Linked DNA regions of Mus musculus: region 2 is linked to region 1. A link is a loop called in an ENCODE intact Hi-C map of the cell type or tissue named here. Cell type or tissue: heart. All regions are shown on one strand. Links, peaks and the distances in the headings refer to the core of each region. The heading gives the core; the rest is flanking DNA.

Region 1 (2,919 bases), core at 314-2,813:
AGTAGGCCTCTCTGACCGGCGTACTTAAGTCTCTGCTCTAATCATCCACTTCCTCTCTGAGCCTAAGAATTTTCAATGCATTCTCTGGCATCAAGTCATTTACCCCAAGAACTCTGTGTTATGATGGCCCTGACTTTAAGTTTTCTCCACCTCCAAGGGCCCAGAGAGCTCCATCCTTCCACGGGTTTGTATGTCAGGAGTCAACCAATACAGATAGGAAACATTCTTAACAAATCATACCTGTACTGAACACAAACCTATTTGTCTTCTTGTCATTATTGCCTAGATAATATAGTATTAATGTTATATTTATATAATCTGTATAAAACAATTTATACAGACCCTACCTTGGATTAGGTATTTCAAGTAGTCTAAATGACATATGGAAATATAAGAATTTGTGCATCAGTATATGGAAATACTTTCAAGAAGGACTTGAACATGCACAGGTTATGGTATCCTCAGTAGAACCCTGGAGCAACCCTCCCCACATACAGAAGGATCACTGTATCTTCATAGCTATTGTTTATGTAAACAGTATTGCTTACATGACCCATCTGTTCTGCTTAATGTCCTAAATGTTTCTCAAAAGTTCATGTGTTAAAGGCTTGCTCCCAGAGGGTGGTACTCCAGCAAGTGTTAGAAACATTTGGAGGTAGAACCTAGTAGAGAGAAAGCTAGGGCATGGCAGGCATGCCCTAGAAAGGTGCTATTAGGACTCTGTCCCACTGAGCCCTATTGCCCCTCAGTATTTACTAGCTGTCATGAGATAAGAAAGGTTCTCATGCCACACACTTCTACCTTGGTGTTGTTACCCCTCCCCCACTCCACCCCACCCCCGTCGGCGTAAGAACAGTGAAGGGAGCTACCAGGATCTGAAGCTTTGAACCAAAATAAAACTTTTGTATGAGTCAAGTTTATCACAGCAGTGGAAACTTTCCTAACATTCTCATTGTTGGGTTTCAAACTTGAGACAGATGGCTGAGGTGCCTATGTGACACATCAAAAATTGTCCTATCATCTCAGTCCCTAGCTGTTACAGGGCCTCCTGGCTAACATACCCCACCCCACCCTAAACTTCTCCAGGCCAGGGACTGGGCTGCCCTTGCTTGCTCTGTAATCTGACCAGTTTGGTAATCTGTTCCCTGCCTTCTACTCTCTTTTGGGCCTTCTGCCTGGTTCCCCTCTCTCCCCTCTCCCTTTCCCTGTGCTGTCTCCTTACATGACTCATATTATCTCTGGACTCCCACATATGTAATAGGCTTTCTCCTCTACCAAACCTGGGAGCAGTCATGTTCTCCCCCTTTTATTTCTTTCTTTCATTCACCTGGTGCTGAATCTGGGACCAGTCATGTCCTTACCTATTTCTTTTTGTTTGTTTGTTTCTTTTTTTATTCACTCCTCAAAAAGACATGATACACATTGAATTTTAAGATGTATTTTTATTGTGTAAAGTGTGCTCTGTGTATGTATGTGGATGCCAGTGGAAGCCAGAAGAGGGTGTTACATACTATGGAACTGCATCTGAATTTTTTAAGTTGCCTAACATGGATGCTAGAAACTGAAGTGCTGTTCTCTGGAAGAGCAGCCAGTGCTCTAACCACTAAGCAATATCCCTAGCCAAATGTATCCCTTTTAAAGAGTCCTTTAAAAGATCAGTATTTTCATGTTTTTCTAGCAGTTCAGAGTTTAAAAGATTTCTCTCTCTTTCTCTCTCTCTCTCTCTCTCTCTCTCTCTCTCTCTCTCTCTCTCTCTTCCTCCCTCCTCCTCCTCCCTGCCCCTCCCTCTCCCCTCCTGCCCTCCCTCTCATATACCAGTATCCTGGCAAAAGTCATGTCTGAACTCTGTCCTGTGACACCCCTGTGGGTGAACACAAGGATGCAGGCTGTGTGTGTGTGGGGGGGGGGGGGGTTGGAGAAGGGAAGGAGAAGGAGAAGGAAAAGGACTAGTGTAGTAGTGAGGAGTTACTGAAGAGGAACTTCTGTATAAAATGTCACTGCTGGGTGTTGTGTCAGTGATGACAATCATGCCCTGGCCTATACACTCAGAATTAACAAGCAGACTAGAAGATGTAGTTCAGCAGACATGCATTGTTTGGGACTGTTAAATCACGCTTGCTCATTACTTTACTTGTTGTTTATTTGTGACTGAAGTTGACCTCAGTGCCCGGCGCATGCCAGGCATTCCCACTTTATTTTTCTTGAAAGAGTTGTGAGGTCACAATCTACTGTGGCCAGAGTAAGCAGTGCTCATGACCAACAATGGCTTGCACAAGTTGTTCTTTCTCTTCTTCTGGGTATACGCATGCTGATGCCTGCTCAGTGATGCCTCACCAACTATAAAAAGGAGCTGACTTCTTTCCTGGTTACATTTGGAAAATGCCACTTTGAGATGCATTCGTTAAGAACTTTATTTCCACAATTATATTATCTTCAAAACTGTGAAAGGGGCAGGAATGCACAAGAGAAAGATCATGACACGCCACCCAAGCACCCCTATACTTTGTATTCAGTTCATGTGCACACAGAGTAATTAGAAACAGGCTGCTGTGAGATCCATCTTTCAGGGAAAAGATCCTGAGCGACAAGGAAAGGAACAGAAAGTCATTAGCTGCATTGTGAGATTGTCTTTCTGGGGTTGGGAGCCACAGAAACATCCTTAGATTTATTTTACTAGTAAACAAAAACACGTCTCAAATTCAATAACAAGTCGATGACCCAAGTTTGTGTGTGTGTGTGTGTGTGTGTGTTTTCACTTTAAACCATAATGACCTTTATAGAAGCAAAAGAGCAACGTTTGCCATTTTTGCAGAAACGAAAGAGACAATTTGGCAATTTTAACCAGTTGCTGCATAATGCAACTTGAGCAACTCTTTGCAGACACAAAGCTTTCAAGCAGGCTTCTTCTTCCTTTCCTTT
Region 2 (2,919 bases), core at 116-2,615, 140 kb after region 1:
TGCCTTGAGACTATTGAATGTGGCTTTACTGTTTCTTTTCAAGGTTGGAAGATTTTGAGCTACTATTTCTTCAAATACTCTACTTCATTTATATCTGATGCTTTCTCAATGTGACTTCTCCCTCCATGTGGTCTGTCACTTACTTATTAGGTCCATGTGTGACCTAATCTCTCTTTCTGTTCCGTTATTCAGACCATACATTCTCTCTTTAATTGCATTGAGACTGCTATTAAATCTACTCTTTGAGTTACTCATTCTAGTTACTTAATTTTGCAGGTCTAGTTTCTTTTATCTGGTCCTTTGTAATTCTGATATGACTTACTTGTTTTCAGTTCTGAAACGTGATTCTAAACCTTGTCTTTTATTTCTGGAAGGAGAGAAGACATTGTTTCAAAAATTCCTTCCTGGTGATAAGATTTCTGAAGTCTTTCCAGGACAGTTTTTATTTTAGTTATGGTTTTCTGTTTCCCTGTGGTCCTGGTTATTTGCTATTGTGCATCCAAATTCGCCTTTTAACAGTTATGTGTTGGCATAATTTGTGAATTAGGATAATGCTTGCTTTGGGTTATCTGGGTCTCTCATCAACATTTACTACAATTTCAATGATAAATGTACTTTGGACCCAACCTACCACCCTAAACATAGCCAATTGGCTCCCAGCTCACTCTTATTCTCAGCTATAATTCTTCGGAGTTCCAACCTCATGGCAAAGAGTTTCCTAAGTCCCCACATGGGAGGGAAAAAAAAACTGTTACAAGCACAAGACATCTTGCGAGTTTTTAAGTCTGTTTTAGGATTTTCAGACCCTACATGAACAACTGGCCGCAAGCTTGGAACACAAATCTCTATATTTTCTTTCAAACCTTGGGCAATTTCTCATACTTCTTTGTCTTTCATATTCATGAAATAAGGTCTCAGTCATATCTATACTTTAACTCACGAGAAGATTTGGTGTTACCTATGAGCTTGTTACTATTAGATTGCTTGGTTATGTGTTAGTTATAATGTCTCGTCAGCATTAAAGAACAGGTGGATCATCATGGAACAGGTGAGTGCCTCACTTCCTTTAGGTTTAACGCCCTTTGCAAACAAAGTTGTTTCCCTGAGGTAACTACCTCTACCACTGTCTGCAAAAATGACAGTGCTATCCCCTGCCACTTGGAACATTATGGAAGAGACTAATATCGGAGTTAGGATTTCCCTAATCGATGGGAAGATCCATGCTTATCACCACGCTATTTCAAGGCTGCTAGATAGAAGAACGCAGTTGAAGAATGCAGTTGGCCCAAAAGTTGGCAAGTATGCTTTGTTCTAACGAGATGTTAGATTCACGAAAGATCAAATTTGAAAAGATTTCCATTTTAAGGCGTGCCAATTGTGCAGCATTGAAGGGAGAGATAAGTGTGTGTGTCTGGACTTCAAGTCCACTGAAAATAGTTCAGCTGCCGAGCAGAGGGCGTGATTGTTTTGTCAGCAGGCAGCTGAGGGGTGAGTGAGGACAGCCAGGCTGGTACAATGCCACACTTCCCTGTGTGCCCAACTCATGTCATGGGTCTTTTTCCCTGGTCAGCTCTGTCTGCCTCCAGACCCCTCTGCTTAATAATCACTATATATTTAAATTAAATTGTGATGCCTCTGTAAGTTTTGTGTATACTCACAGATTACATCACTTCTTAGAAATAAAATTTGTGAAGAGCAGAAGTCATGCCATCCCCCTACATAATGAAGCGATCTGACTCACAGGGATGGGGAGCACGGAGCAGGGCAACAGCCAGCGCACGCACATCCAGGAAATACCTACCATTGGAGAGGCTGAACTGAGTAAAGGGCTGACTGTGTGCATAGAGAATGTTGTTAAGGTGCAGTCGTGCCCAACCCACAGTTCTTGGGAACCTTCTGTGTCTGAGATTGAGCCAGAGTTAGAGAATGAACACAAGAAGACTCAAAAGACACTCGTACCTGTGAGGACATTTGTATTTTAGTGAATATGCCTTAAGTAGTACCACAATCCCATAAAAACAATAATACCATCAAAGGTTAACAGTACAGAGAAATACAAGCAAGTCTGTCTAGGGAATTCCAGGAAGACTTTTGAAGCAATATAACACATGTTTTTAGTGAGGACAGGCTTGCCAGGAAAGCAAATGACAAGAAGGAATTCCAAACATGGAAAACAAAACCATTATAATAGTGGCATGCAACCTGTCACTTCAGTACAGGGAGGCCGGGGCAGATGGTAAATTTGAGAGCAGAGTGGGCCATAGAAAAATCATGGGAGAGATAGTAGTCAGAACTTTAGGATTTAACCACATCTGCTAACATGCCCCAGGTAAGACAATCAAAACAAAACAAAACAATCCCAAGCCATCATATAGGCCCCTCAGAGCAGGACACAGCATCTATGTACAGAACATGGGAGGGTAACAGGGGTGCTGGAGGAAATACGGGCACCACATTTCTCTGCTTGAGTCATATTTGATACCATACACCCAAACATATTAGGTAGGGTGTGCATTGTGTCACCAATTTCTTGTTTATTTTTAAATTTCATTAAGCACATTTACATGTTTTCGGCAACAGAATCTCCAGCATGCCCCTCAGTCACACAGACACTACTGTGCTCATAGTCTGTTTCCTCTGCCCTTGGAAACACTGTATTCCTTGACTCTAGCTTAACCCAGGGGCTGAAATCTGTCAGTAAACTGTAGACAGAAGGAGGTTCCTTGAAAGCATCCCTGTGAGGAGCAGGTAAAGTCCCAATTGTTGTGCATCATTGACAGATTCTGATGCCTTAGATCCATGGGAATGTAAGAGCCGTACTGAGGTTAGACTCAGGGGAAAGGGAAAGCTGTCCTGTGGTTCAAGTACAAAAGCTAGGAATGATGGACCTTAACTAAAACCGTTGTATGCAGAAACTAT

The links. A loop is a pair of places that touch in the nucleus more often than their neighbours do. Peaks named below come from ENCODE experiments on the same cell type or tissue, not always from the same donor. Only the 100,000 strongest peaks of a DNase experiment are listed, where the experiment ranks them.
Region 2: a loop joins it to region 1, with 2.4 times the contacts of the local background. A loop is called at or near these places in 1 of 42 quality-filtered maps.

What each region holds. Positions count from the first base shown.
Region 1 is chr13:81,132,796-81,135,714 of GRCm38, reverse strand. All of the region lies in intron 87 of Adgrv1 (adhesion G protein-coupled receptor V1), which reads left to right. Among named protein-coding and RNA genes, the nearest start is that of Gm32639, 31 kb to the right of the region's middle. In heart, for the core only: a CTCF peak has its summit at 1,492 (motif pointing right); a DNase peak (open chromatin) is centred at 1,094; H3K27ac peaks cover 1,284 bases.
Region 2 is chr13:80,988,510-80,991,428 of GRCm38, reverse strand. All of the region lies in intron 1 of 9330111N05Rik (RIKEN cDNA 9330111N05 gene), which reads right to left. Among named protein-coding and RNA genes, the nearest start is that of 9330111N05Rik, 26 kb to the right of the region's middle. In heart, for the core only: no CTCF peak of the experiment used is centred there; a DNase peak (open chromatin) is centred at 1,478; H3K27ac peaks cover 373 bases.